2 separate regions of the Mus musculus genome follow, and region 2 is linked to region 1. The links are chromatin contacts, found by Hi-C or POLR2A ChIA-PET in ENCODE. All regions are on one chromosome and are shown on one strand. The core of a region is the stretch at or near the end of the contact, and the rest is flanking DNA. Distances in the headings are between cores, read along the strand shown.

Region 1 (7,392 bases), core at 140-2,639:
AGAGAGAGGGAGCTGGGATAAAGGACCAACCCTGCGGGTTTCAGCAGTCTGTGGTCTCAGGAAGCGCCATGTGGAGCCTCCTGCGCCGGTTTAAACCATTGCTACGCCTGGTGTCTTAAGAAAAGGAAGACTGGGGGCGAAGCGTTGGGGAGATGAAGAGGATAGGGCAAACTCCCTGGCCACTACTGAGGCCCTGCAGGTCTCCAGCCAGGCAATTCACATCGCCAAAGACCTCTCTTTCCTCACCTGCACAATAAAGGGTTTGGGCTAATAATCTATACAATTCGTCCCTACATATCTCAAATGCCGAATAAGAGCCAACTCAAAGTGTCGTTTTAGCTCCCAGCACAGAGAGTCAAAAATGAGAGTCATAAACAGTTGTGGCCACGTTTGTTTATTTATTTATTTATTTATTTATTTATTTATTTATTTATTTAGGATAGAGTTCCTTCTTTTGCTAGGCCCTCGAGACTTTAGGTGTGTGTGTGGGGTGATGGTTGTTGTTTTTTTTGGGGGGGGGGGACACGCTATTTCTTGACTGAACTCCAGACTCCACCAACCAACCAAACCCAGGAAAGGCCAAGTCTCCGAAGGTAACAGACATCTTCCCTACCAGGAGGAGGCAGCGTGTCTGCTCCTTGGAGGAGTTGGCTTTGAATCTAGCGGCCCTGGGCGATTGGTTGCGAAACACGTGGGCCCTCAGGACCCAGCTGGGGTTGCTGCGGCTCCAGCTCCGAGCGAGACAGAGTCCTGCCGCGGCTTCCTCACCAACTTGGGGTGGAGAAGGAAGCCCCCCACAAGAGTTTGGAGTCTGGCCTCTTGCCAGCAAGTAACCCAATGTCCACTTGCGCAACCTGCAGTGTTCCCCGAGGTCCAGACCTAGGCTTCTTCCCTTGCTCCTGCGGGAACTAGGCTCTGCCTGCCGCTGGGGTGTCTAACCCAGTGAGTGCATGCGGGAGCGGTGGATCCCCAGCTTGGCCTTGGCTACTCCACTGAGCATTCTTAGGATCCCGGCACCCTCGAGCGCAGGAAAGCGCCTAGGGCTGCTTTCCCCTGAGTTGGGTGCCCCAGCCCCCGACCTAGCCTTGAATGGGGTTGACCCGAGGAGGCGAAGACCCTCCGAGCCTCTAAAACTTATTTTCTTCCCGGTCCCCGAGGGCTGCAGCTGCCCGTTGCTGAGCGAGGGCGTCCGCTTTGTCTCCGTTCGCTCCCCGCCCCACTCCCCTAGTTCCTCTCCGGCTAACCGCCCCCCCCGTCATCCCCCCCCCCAGCTCCTCCCGCTCCTGCCCGCGTAGTGGACGCGCTTCCTCCCTCCTCCCCCTAGCGAGTCTCTTTGCATACGCGCCCCCTCCCGGGCGCAACTTATAGGCCGGCGCACGGTGGCCCGGCGCAGTCAGCTCCCGCAGCCTCAGAGCCAGCGGCGCGACGGAGGCGCTGCAGAGACCCGGAGCCGACGCCAGGCGGCCGCCAGCGCTCACGCCGCAACCCCGTTCCCTCCCCCTGCGTGCAGACCGCCTTCCTCCGCGGCGCGGCCGCCGCAGGCTCACTCTCCCCTGGCTAGGCGCGCGCCGGCAGACGCTTGGCCCGGCCGGGGCGCCAGGTCCGTAGCAGCAGATCCGGAGACCGAGGTCAGCTGCCTGCCGAAACCAGCCCGGGAGCCACTACCCCGGACGCTATCGCCTCCCTTCCCAGCGCTCCTTTCTCCCCGGCGATCGCCACCGCTTCCTGGAACAGAGACGCCCTTCGTCGGCTCCCTGCGGGTGACCGAGGCAAGAACCGCAGCCGGTTGTGTGCAGAGGCCAGCCGCCACTACTGTAAGTTTGCCCTGCAACCCCAAACCTGTTGCGGGCGCCCGGGTTTCGGGCGGTGGGAGTCGGCCGCGGGGTGTGCTTGGGAGCATCGAGCCGGCGCCCGCCACCCTGGCTGAGGCTTAAGCCCAGGAGGTGCTCTCGAGGCAGAACAGTCGCTGGAGTGGGAACGGCACTGGGAGAGCAACTTGCCTCCCCTCTGCGGTGTAACGCCCGGGCAAGTATCGGTGGGTGCGAGGAACCAGGTTGGGGATAATATCCCGGCTCCTAGCAGTCTCCAGGAAGCCCAGCGCGTGGGATCGGTTCCCCAGGGTGCCTCGTAGCCGGCTTTGGGGGGCGGTGGAGGCCATGCGCAGACCTCCTCCTGCGGCCACTTGACTGCAGCCAAATGAATGAAAACTGGTTCCTGAAAAACGAGTTTCTTCTCCTGCAAGCTTTTGCCTTTTAGAATGACATTATTAATTTCAAAGGCTAGGTAGGAATTGGTGGGCGGGGTGGAGATGAAACAGTGGACTTGGACTTGTAATTTGGTGTCGTCCTCACTGGCATGTCCAGCGTGTTGAGAGTAGCCGTTGCAAGTGTTGGAGGGGACGGCGTGGCCAAGAGCTATTTTGGTAAACATCTTTATAGTGTGGCTCCGTTGTTGTCAGTAATGTGAGTGCTTGGGAACGTCTGCCTGGCTTCTTTGCTCGTGGGATCGAGATCAGGCTTAACCAGGAGAGAGATGGAGGTGCTCCCAGTGTTGGAGGCAGACGTCCTGCCTGGAAGCAGCAGGAAGTGAACTGAAGTCACTGAACTAGGTGCCCTTTTGATGTTCACAGTAATAGCAGTCTTTTTCTCTGCCTTCTTTGTAGACGCAAGTTAAGTATATGTGTGCATTTTGGGGGTCATTTCCTTAGCATGCAGATTTATGTCTCTGGGGTCTTTAAAAAATGTTGGAAAGGATGATTCGTTTTATGTTGAAGGTGTTTTTTGTATAACCGTATGTATAAATTATGTCTGGATATTTTGATGTTTGCATGATTCTAAACCAGAGAGCACGTTGTCTCCCTAGGGTCTTCAGGAGCACCTTTTGTTTTAATCATACAGTGGTTGCAAGATGAGAGATTGTGACAGTGACATTCTCTCCCAGTGGGATGGGATCCAAGGTGACAGGTTAGACTCTGCCTCCTGGTTTTCTGGGGGAGACTTAGAAAACACAGCAGCATAAACACAGGATGCAGAGTGGTGCACATCCTGTAGGCCTTCTAGACAAACTGTTTTCTTAAGTATACACCTGGTTGTGAACGTTGTTTTATACCACCCTGACTCCCCAGCCCCGTGGGATTCCAGCTCAGCCTGCTAGCACTTAGATTCTTGTGTTCCTTTCTTGGCTCTTAGCCCGAGAGGAGGCAGCTTCCTTAGACTAGAGACAATCATTTAGAGGTTTAGGCTTAAAGTCTTCCTCAAAATAACTCAGACCGAACGCATTCATTTAAATGGCATCCACGGGGATAAAGCAAGCAGATTGCAAGTGCCTGGGAGCCTGAACACTTCCTAAGCTTAGTGTCTTCACAGAGGATGCCTCCACTGGGTCATTCTGCAGAACTTTCCACATTGGGTTAAGCTGGACTAGAAGATAGAGCCTTTGCTTGAGGTGGGGGAGATGCTTGGGTCCTCTTCATCCCGCTACCCACTGGGAAGTCCTGGGTGCTGTGTGCAGGCTTCGCAACACTGAAGCTTTGTAAGTTTGATGCTTACTTGGTCTTTGGTCTTGTTTACCCCGCATGGAAAGTAACATTCCAAAACTAAGAGGAAAACAAGTTACCTCGCCTAAAGATAAGAGCGAGTGTCTCATCAGACACCTACCTTTGTTACTTTTTTTCTGTGCCAAACCTCACAGCTGCGGGGGTGGGGGGCTGGAGGGGGATTTTGCAGTTTTAGCTCATGAATCTGGCAAGCCATATTTATTAATAATTTCTGGCATATAAATTAAAAATCTGAATGACTGAAGGAAAAGCAGTGGGACCCAGCTGGGCTGTAAGTTCAGGCTGTTTGCATCAGAAAAGATAACAGTAGCTAACTACAGAGTCTATCCTACCGCCATAAACAACCTCTTCTGGCAGATTCTTAAGGTTTTATCCTCCTTCAGAGCCTAAGAAGAGTGTTGTCAGAAGGGGGAGTTAATTCCATTTTTTAAGATGGATAGTGGACATTGTCCATATTATTGGCCCCTAGTTTTCTTACAACAGATACCCAAAAGAGATAGCATTAGATTCCACTGGTGCTAATTTTGGTACTTAGAAAAGCACTAAAGCTAGCCAATAAACTCTACAGTAGCCCTCCATGAACAATGGCTGTTAAAATTCACACATAGGAACATGAATCACACACACACGCACACACACACACACACACACACCCCTGTGTGCTTTTACATTTACATAAAGCAGTGTTTGCAGTTTGAACTCCCAGTATGCAGGTGCGGCATCTGCAGGTACGTAACAGTCCCGGTGATGGAGTGTTTAATCAAAGAGGTGGGCGGAAGCATCCTTTGTTCTTGTGATGGTTTTCCAAGAATTGGTATAGAGCAGGAAGAACAGAAGGAAAAAAAAAATTAGCACGAAGCTGCCTGCTCAAAATATTCTTCCTTTTATGTGCCAAAGTCTCATTTTGGAAGCTGTCCAGGTTCAGAAAGATGGGAGGTAATTGTGGCCAGCATCTACCTCGTGCTTTCACTGCAGCCTGGGGATCAGTGTGCACAAATGTTTACATTCTGTGCATTTAGAGCTCTGGAGTGGTAGAGCCGTCTAGGTAGAAACGGTCTCTTTTACCTTGGAGTAAAAGCTTGGCCACTTCAGGAGTTGGGTAGTTGCGTGTATTCGTGAGTTTGGATCTGACCAAAGGAATTCTTAATAGAATTTCTAATTAGTAGGTGTTGGTTTTACACGTGGCTTTATGTTGCATAGGGCTTTAAAGCCGGTGGCCTCCTGACGTTCCTGGCATTATGAGAGCGGGAAGCTTGGCATTTTAAGTGGCCTGTAGTGAATCAGCTGGCCTAGCCCTGGGAACTGAGAGACTGAGGCTGGCCTCCCTCAGCTTTTGCTGACTTACAAAGTCCTAAGAACTTCTGGTGTCCGGAAAGTTGGAAGTTGTCAGTCAGGTCTTCTAAATAAACCTGCTTGTAAACCTCCTCTATCCTCTTCCCCTACCTAGCCCCCCAACCATGAATGGTTCTGATAGTTCAGCAGCATTACAAGGAGTGTCTCTCCTTCCAGGTAGTTCTCTCCGACTTTGTTCTAGAGTGGCCATACCCGCCCCGCCCCCCCCCCCCTTCCCCGGAACAGGAGGCAGCGGACTGACAACAACAAGGCTCTGTTTTCTTTGTCTAAGTGATTGTTGCTTTTGTGCTACAGCTGGGAACATCAAGAACACCGGCTTCAATGGGTTTGTTTTCTTTTCTTTTAGGAGTTGAAACAAAATGTCAGTCAGTGTGCATGAGAACCGCAAGTCCAGGGCCAGCAGTGGCTCCATCAACATCTACCTGTTTCATAAGTCCTCCTACGCGGACAGCGTTCTCACTCACCTGAACCTTCTGCGTCAGCAGCGGCTCTTCACAGATGTCCTTCTCCATGCGGGAAACAGGACCTTCCCTTGCCACCGGGCAGTGCTGGCTGCGTGCAGCCGCTACTTCGAAGCCATGTTCAGTGGTGGCCTGAAAGAGAGCCAGGACAGTGAGGTGAACTTCGACAATTCCATCCACCCAGAAGTCTTAGAGCTGCTTCTAGACTACGCATACTCCTCCCGGGTCATTATCAATGAAGAAAATGCTGAGTCGCTCCTGGAGGCTGGTGACATGCTGGAGTTCCAGGACATCAGAGATGCGTGTGCAGAATTTCTAGAGAAGAACCTGCATCCCACCAACTGCCTGGGTATGCTGCTGTTGTCTGATGCCCACCAGTGCACCAAGCTGTACGAACTCTCCTGGAGAATGTGTCTCAGCAACTTCCAAACCATTCGGAAGAACGAAGATTTCCTCCAGTTGCCCCAGGACATGGTTGTGCAGCTGCTGTCCAGTGAAGAACTGGAGACGGAAGACGAAAGGCTGGTGTATGAGTCTGCGATGAACTGGATCAGCTATGACCTGAAGAAGCGCTACTGTTACCTCCCGGAACTGTTGCAGACAGTGAGGCTGGCCCTCCTTCCTGCCATCTATCTCATGGAGAACGTGGCGATGGAAGAACTCATCACCAAGCAGAGAAAGAGTAAGGAGATCGTGGAAGAGGCCATCAGGTGCAAACTAAAAATCTTACAGAATGACGGCGTGGTCACCAGTCTCTGTGCTCGTCCTCGGAAAACTGGCCATGCCCTGTTCCTCCTGGGAGGGCAGACTTTCATGTGTGACAAACTGTACTTGGTAGACCAGAAGGCTAAAGAAATCATTCCCAAGGCTGACATTCCCAGCCCGAGGAAAGAGTTCAGCGCATGTGCAATTGGCTGCAAAGTATATATTACTGGGGGGCGGGGATCAGAGAACGGAGTCTCAAAAGATGTCTGGGTTTACGATACCCTGCATGAGGAGTGGTCCAAGGCTGCCCCCATGCTGGTGGCCAGGTTTGGCCATGGATCTGCTGAACTGAAGCACTGCCTCTATGTAGTCGGTGGGCACACAGCTGCAACTGGCTGCCTCCCAGCCTCCCCCTCGGTCTCCCTAAAGCAAGTAGAACAGTATGACCCCACAACCAACAAATGGACCATGGTAGCCCCACTCCGCGAAGGTGTCAGCAATGCTGCTGTAGTGAGTGCCAAACTTAAGCTGTTTGCTTTCGGGGGTACCAGTGTGAGCCACGACAAGCTGCCCAAGGTTCAGTGTTACGATCAATGCGAGAACAGATGGTCAGTGCCGGCCACCTGTCCCCAGCCCTGGCGTTACACAGCCGCAGCTGTGCTGGGAAACCAGATTTTTATCATGGGTGGAGATACAGAGTTCTCTGCCTGCTCCGCTTACAAATTCAATAGTGAGACTTACCAGTGGACCAAGGTGGGAGATGTGACAGCCAAGCGCATGAGCTGCCACGCCGTGGCGTCCGGGAACAAGCTTTACGTAGTTGGAGGGTACTTCGGCATTCAGCGCTGCAAGACTTTGGACTGTTACGACCCAACTTTAGATGTGTGGAACAGCATAACCACTGTTCCCTACTCTCTGATCCCTACTGCATTCGTCAGCACCTGGAAACACCTGCCTTCCTAATGTAGAGCATCCTAAAGAAAGCACGCATGAGGTAAGAGCCCGTAGCTGGAGGTGCAAGCTGGAAATTTCAGCCCGGTAGCTTGAGTGGATGTGGACTGAGATGGACTGCTTGTTGTCTCATCTGAAGTCACACATGTACAAACTGAAAAGCTTTGCATTCCTACAACATAACTGCTTGGGTTGGCCACCACTGTCACCCCTTTTAACAGGAACCAGTGGTTCTCAGCTGTCACTGAACCTCAGAGTCTCCCAAAGAGATTTTCAGAAGCTGCCCACTCTAGAGACTTTTGCGGGGGGGGGGGGGGGGGTTGGGGTGGAACCCATGCTATCAGTACTTTAAACAAAGTTTTCCAG
Region 2 (7,261 bases), core at 1,069-3,568, 190 kb after region 1:
TCCAGGCAGTGGTGAACCACTCGGCATGGCAACTGGGAACCTCAGGAGGAGCAGCGAGCTCTCTTACCTGCTGAGCCATCTCTTTAGGCACCTCCCCTTGCTTTGTGACCGACAATGGCCTTACCATCCACCTGCTCTTGAGGTTGTGCCTCTGTGCTTTTGTAATCAGATCTGGGTTGAGCCTTCTGGAGAGAGACCGTCTAGAAGTGACTGGGGTTCTCTTTAGTGTCTTAGCAGGTGGCACAGATCACAAAGCTGATGACATTCCTGGTGACCACTCCTTTAGCTTCCTGTCTGCTAGGCTTCCTTAGCTAAAAGCCATTCTTTTCTCTCCTGAATCTGTTAAGCATTTAGCAGGGAAGGCTCTTGCTCTCCCACTCCCATCCCCCTACCCCGATCTTGCCCTGCATCAAGCTTCCAATCGGTTTCTGGCTTCAGAATGAATTCATAGTTGCCCATTTCATCCAACGAATTTTCATCTACTAATAGTATGATTTTTTGATGCTCATATTGTCCTTCAGTGGCCAGTGGGAGTTCAGTCAGGCTGATGTTTGTTCCTTTAACATCTCTATCTTTCTTCTTGAGCGCATCCTTTTTGGCATAGCAAGATAGTATCTTCATCTGACTTTTTCTAAGTTTCTGTTTTGGATTCAGTTGTTTGTTCAGGAGGCTCTGGTTTCCTGGAATAGAGGATGGTACTGAAAAGTCAGTGTCTGGGGGCCAGGGATGCGGCTCCACTGGGAGAGTCCTTGCCAGCACAGATGAAGACCTCCACTTAGATCCATCACAAATGTATGGTATACTAGGATGTGCCTGCAATCCCAGCACCCAAGAAGCAGGAGAAAGAGGGTCAGAACTTCAAAGATGTCCCAAGATCCAACACAGTGGGTATGAGGCCAGCCTGGGATACATGAAACTTTGAAAATATCACCCTTTAGCATCCCTTTTTCCTAAATACTTCATTACAGAGCAATAAGTTATTTCCCCAGCACTTAGGAGGCATAGGCAGGTGGATTTCTGAGTTTGAGGCCAGCCTGCTCTACAGAGTGAGTTCCAGGACAACCAGGGCTACACAGAGAAACCCTGTCTCGAAAAACAAACAAACAAACAAACAAACAAACAAGCAAAAGTTATTTCATGAAACGAGCCAAATTAAGCCAGATTAGAGTATATCTAAAGGCAGGTTATTGGAAAACCTTTCCTGGGTTAGTGAGTTCACCGATCCCAAGGATAGAGGCCAGGAAAGTCACCGTGGGGAGGGAGACAGAAGGGAGGGAGATATGCCAGCGGAATGTGTAGAGGATATGTAGAGGGTAGGTAGAGACCCAGGTTGAGACTGAAGGATGCTGGGAGAACCTGAAGGCCAGATCCACTTTGGTATGTTAAATATGCACCTCAACGCTTTGTCCACGGTCTGAAAACCAACACAGAGTAATGCTTAGTTTTGTATTTATCTTTATCCATTGAACACTATTCATATTAACATCCATTTCCAATCTAGTCTTTCTGATATCCTTAAAATTCTTCCTTACCTGACTGCCCTCTCTGGATGATGTAACTCTTTACCCATCTGCCATCTCTGCTGCGGGTTTCCTTTTTCAGCTCTCTCCTCTAGCCGCTGGGGCATTGACTTCCCAGGCTGGGTCCTAATTGCACTGCAGGACACCATCTTTCGGCCTAAATGAACATTTACATCCCATCTTCCAAACGTCTTTGCCCTGTTTTGGCTCTGACTGAATACCCCAGGCTGCCCCGCATGCCCCTGTGGACACTCGGGTTACCCGGCTTAGGCTCTTTAATATCAGTCTACAGGGTTACAGATAGATACCTGCTCCTCCCTGAAACTCCTAGAAGTCAGTGTGACTCAGCACATTTTTAAGGGTCTTCCTGGGACTGTACAAAAACTCTGTGTGTGGGGGGGGGGGCTAAGCTAGGAGAAAAATGACAAATAATAATCAAATCTGACCAACAAAATAGACAAACATGGTCCCGGGGGATGGAGAGGAAGGTTGTGGCATCAGCCCCTAGGCTCACTTACCTGTGAAGTGTCTGCAGGAGTGAGGAGGGAGCCATGGTAAGAGGGGGGCAGTTTTCTACATATATCCTGTGATTTCTGCTCTAGATATCTCGATTAAGAAATAAATGAATAAATTGGGGACTCGGCCAATGGCTCAGTGAGAGGGAACTGATGAGAGAGGCTTCTGGCAGACCAGGTGACTTCAGGAGGAAAAAAAAAATTAATTCAATTTCATCGAGTGCATTTCCTCTGGACCCAGGAATCACAGGAAATGCAATGTCTTTGAAAGGATGGAGTAGATTTCATTTTCTAGCGATCACTTTCCTTCTGCTGGTGACACACTGTTACTTCAAAGGCCTGGACCGGGGCGTGTTTCCTGTAAGGGTGAGCAGATTTGAATGACCGCTCAGGATGGACCTGCTCTGTAAGCACCCACCCCATGGGGCAGGCAATCTTGGGAATTACTGCTTTCCCGGCCCCTGCCTGCTGGGCTCGGGGCCTGGTGAGGTGATGGGGGTGGGGTAGGGGATTTCACAGTTCCCTAGCTCAATTAGGAGACAAAGCAGGATTGTTCTTAGCTTTGTTTTACGGAATTTCAATTGGGGGGGGGGTGTAAAAAAGATTCCCCGAGGACGCAAAACCCTAAATTGTTCTTGCTTTATCTTCTTGTTAAAATGTGTTGTGCATTCCTGGGCTGGAAGGCAGAGGAAATAAAGCTTCGCCGCTACCCCACGCGCCCTTCCCTATCTAGCCCTGTCAGGTCCCAAGTATTTGAGGGAGTTCTAATTACAGAGGAAACAGACTCCCTATCTGGTCTGGACTCTTGTCAGTGGAGAGTGCTCTTAAACGTTCCACATGGATTCAGGGAAATACGATTTGGAGAAGTGCTGATTTTTATTGGGCATGACTAACTCAAGCTGCATCTTTGTATTTTTTTTTCACTCCCTTTTAAGAATAATCGCTTCAAAATGATTAATGATGCCTGAAGCCACCGTCCTCACTTCCTGCGGTGAAACGCGGAACTTTTTGTGCATGTCTGGGTTTGTACAAGGGTGGGCTCCCAACTCACTGAGACAGTTTCCCATCCTGTCCAGACAGTTGGGTTATTGTTCAGGAAAGCTGAGTCTCTGGGGGGTGGGGTGGGGGCTGCAGAGAGGGGACCCTGTTCTGTCCCCCTCAGGGAGAAAAGAAAGGCTTCGCTCCAGTTACAGGAGAGTGAAATTGGTTAACCTCTCAAGGTGCCAGGACAAGCTTGTTGCTGGATTAGTTGGGTCCTAATTCTCTCTTCTCTCTCACTCCTTCTTCCCCGCCCCCTTCCCTCTCTCCCGTGTGCGCGCGCACGCGCGTGTGAATTAAGAACAAAACCTTGGTGTCTTTGAAAACCAGTAGAAACAAAAGGTCACCACCCTGCTGGGATGCAGCCATCTCTAGGTCCAGGCAGAGCTCCCCTGCCCCCCGGAACTCCCCAGGGGAGCATCCTGCCTTCTTCCTAGGATCGTCCTGGGAAAGCTGTTGCCTGGTCGTAGCCCGGAGACCGCAAGGATTCTAGCTCTAGCCGAGTCCCGCCCTCCCATCTCTGCCGGCCTAGGAGATATCTGCGGCAGCTGCAGGGGCCATTTTTTATAAATCGTATTTAGTAAAGACTGTGAGTGATTTTTGTAGATGACAGGAAAGTACTAGAATACTGGTGACTGGTTCCCCTGGTGGATTCTGAGAGGCTAGTTTGTCATGTAAATGTTTGCAACCTTCTGTCCAACTCCTCCATTCTGTCTTTGCATTTCAGTTCTGAGGAAGGCCGACTGGTGAAGTATGTACTAAAAGATTTCCTTTGTGAAGCTCAGTGCAAGCAATAACAATCTCTTCTGCCCATAAGGTATGGAGCGCCTGAGCTTTGGAGGACTGGCCACGTTAGGACTAGCTAGCTTAAAAGAGACAAGAAGGCTAACAAAATTCTCTCCACTAAAGGCGCATGCCAGGCAGTGAGCAGGGCACAAGCTTCTCTCCTGAGCAGATTCATCACAGGAGATGTCGGTGTCCAAGGGATTCATCACGTTAGAGCTTGTGAGCCCCGACTGAGAACAACATCTGCAAAAAAAAAATATGGAAACATGAAGTATTCCTTTAGGGTTACCTTCTATTGAAAAGTCAGGGAGCACACACCTGCAGTCCCAGCACTTGGGAGGCAGTGGGGGGAGGGGCTGCTGGGAGGGGAGCTGATCTCTAGTTTAAGGCATGTCTGGGATAGATAGTGAATATCAAACAAATAAGGAGTCAAGTGTGAGACCAAAATGAACTCCCCCCTCCCCCAGATTCAATAGCCTATCTGTTTTTTCCTGAGCAGTGCTATTCTGGTTGTATAAATCAAATTCTCGGTTTGCAGAACGATTCTGGCATCAAGTGCATTAGAAATAGTGATTTTAGGCAGGGTTCCCAGGGGGTTAGAGCTGGGAGCACTGGTCTTTATGTTAATAGGGAGAGCACCTGCTTGAGCAATCTGGGAACACTGGTTTTCTTCCCACGGTGCCTTCTCCATGTGAATTAATCTGTTAGCTGGTATGTGTGTCAGTTTATTTAGGAACATGTGTGCTGACAATTGGCTCCTGACTGTAAAATAAGGTCTTGGGGGAGATCATGATTAATTGCCTGCCTTACTGTGTGTGTATGTATATGTGCCTTTGATGACAGGCATTATCAGTGCGCATGTGTCTATAAAACTAAAGACAAACTAATGGCAAGCAATTATTAAGACATCGGAAGTGTGAATGAACAGGAAAACTTGGAGTTATCTGGACTTCCATTCTCTTCATGGACCTCGGAGCCAGGGAGATCTTACTTCTGAAATGCAGCATTTTCAGATATAGAACAGGCAGAAAAGTGTTCTTGGAGCTCTTGGAATTATAGGGACACACATTTTATTTAAAAGAAACAGGGCTGCTTAGTACAGTGGCATGTGCTTGCCTGCCAGCCTTCTGTTGGCTAAGGCAAGTTCAAGGCTGGCTTGAGTGCTCTAAGGAGAGCTTACCTCAAAACACAAAACAAAGACGCCAACCAAACCAAACCAAACCAACCAACCAACCCACCAACTAATAAACAACTGCAACAGCAACAACAACAAAACAAACAAAAACCCACAGCAAACAAACAACAAAACAAATACAAACAAAATAAACAAACAGTGCTAGATCTCAAACAGAAGATCTTTACAACAATTATTTGTTTTTCTGCTCTGTTCCAGCCTTCTAAAGCTGTGAATGGTGGTCAGCTCTGTATTCAATGTCTTAACAAGGCAGAGTCCTATTGGTCTCTTATTAAAGCCCAGAACAACAGACAACTGGATAATACAGTTCCCCACAAAACAAAATGTGAGCAATTTACAGTCATTTTTATCAGTGAGATATTGAAACAAACAGCACAAAAGGTAGCATTGCTTCCTTATAAAATGAACACAGTTTTATGAAGACCAAAACCTATTCCCAGAGAAATGGAGCTTTAAGCTGAAGAACTGGACAACAGTGGGGGTTTTGTTTGTTTTGGTTTTGGTTTTGGTTTTCTAAGACAGGGTTTCTCTGTGTGGCCCTCTGTGGAGATGGATGAAGATAGAAATTTTACTTCACAAGGATGAGGAATTTTTTTATTGGTTGGTTAGTAATTTGGGTGTTTTCTTTGGACACAGGCTTTCGCTGTGCAGTCCTGGCTGTCCTGGAACTTTCTCTGTAGACCAGGCTGGCCTGGAACTCAGAGATGTGCCTGCCTCTGCCTCCAGAATGCTGGGATTAAAGGTGTGCGCCACACCCAGCTAAGGCATGCTGAAGACTACAATTCTGGCATTAGCATTCTCTTTGGAATATTACTGTAGCATCGGAATCCAGAGTGAATCTAAGGGGAGGGTGCAGAGGTGACCAGCTGAGAGACAGCTTCCCCAGCATATGACAATTTCCCCAGCATATGACAACTGTCTGAGTGCTGGATGTCCTGCACACATCTGCTCATTTGTCTTGTTTTAGACACTGGCCTTGGGAGGTTGCTGGAAGCGCGGTGTGGCTCCTGCAGTGGGCATCTGGGGGAGAGGCCTGAGCTTTTATCTTACTAAAGCCAACTGCCTGGGAATGGAGAACACTGAGGAGATGGAAAGGGTGAGCAAAAAGCTGGAAGAGGCAGAGAAGTCATCTCAATAAAACCAGAGATGGCAGCAGGCAGCACGGAGGGCTGCAATGGCGGAACTATCAGCGGCTGCTGCACGGGAGGCTACGTGGGCTGGAAACAAGCCAGCTCTGCTGTGGCTAGATTGGGGCCAGGGTTAGGTGGGCAGCCAGGCCACGAGAAGGTTGGTGAGAAAGTGAAGCGGGTGGCGACTGCGCACAGTTCAGAAGGCAGCAGAGTGGCGGGCTGTTTTTCTTTCTTTCCCAGAAGGAGGACTTGAAGATTCTCTCAATCACTCAGCAAATATTTATTGGTGTCTACTAAGAGCTAAATGCAGAGGAGTTGGAGATAAAAGGAGCTCCCGGTGCTCCGAAAGAGCTCTCCGTCCCGGAGCTTGCAAAGGGAGAGGAGAGGTGAACAGCGAGCCTAATACCGTGTGTGTCAAGAGCCCCGTGGGAGGGGAGGCCACAGCTCTTGTCACACAAGAGGGAGAGTATTGAGGCTTCCTGGAGGGCTAATTAGGCATTCACCAGGCAAATCGCGAAGGGAGAACAAGGGGCTCAGAGGGACGGAGCTGGAAAGCTCAGTTGCAGAATAGTGTTGAGGCAGGAGGCAGCAGTGGGTCAGCAGGCTCAGGGGAAACCTCCAGTATGGCTCATAGGGAGTTTCTGAACCACAGAGTGGGTAGCCGAGGGCGGCAAAGAGCAGCAGAGGCTTGACCAAGACTGGAAAATGAGGTTCCGAGGGAGGGAGAAAGGTTGGCCTTGGCTTTCCTGGCAGGGTGGGGGCTGAGGCCATCTGCCAGCACACCCGAGGATTGCCATATTGTCATTATTTGAGATTCACAAAGACTTTCAGCAGCCCTGTAACCGACTCTCACTGACACCCCAGCCCTACATCTGTTGATCTGCTTTTAAATGTGGTGCGATCTTCCCTCCCCGGTATCTGCAGCGATGTAAGTGCCAGGCGTGACAGGCCTGGACAGGAGCCAAGGAGTATTGATTACATACTGTCTGTCCTCTAGTCGAAACTTGTTTATGTTCCAGAGTCAAACATCACCCAACAGGAAGGATTCTTTGTGGGAGTTTTCCAGGAAACAAAATC

What was found. Hi-C counts contacts between places; a loop is a spot of excess contacts on that map. ChIA-PET counts read pairs that join two places held with the same protein, here RNA polymerase II (POLR2A).
Region 2: a loop to region 1 is called in a map of left cerebral cortex, with 5 times the contacts of the local background. The contact joins the promoter of Lncenc1 here to the promoter of Enc1 in region 1. A Hi-C loop is called at or near these places in 15 of 37 maps with a recorded cell type or tissue (adrenal gland, gastrocnemius, heart and 3 more). POLR2A ChIA-PET finds 5 or more read pairs at or near these places in 5 of 5 experiments (Patski and embryonic stem cell).

What each region holds. Positions count from the first base shown.
Region 1 is chr13:97,239,716-97,247,107 of GRCm38, forward strand. It overlaps Enc1 (ectodermal-neural cortex 1), which reads left to right and starts at 1,390. Exons shown (of 3, transcript NM_007930.4): 1 at 1,390-1,814; 2 at 5,256-7,069. The coding sequence starts at 5,269. The coding sequence ends at 7,038.
Region 2 is chr13:97,432,652-97,439,912 of GRCm38, forward strand. It overlaps Lncenc1 (long non-coding RNA, embryonic stem cells expressed 1), which reads left to right and starts at 2,319. Exons shown (of 2, transcript NR_110432.1): 1 at 2,319-2,441.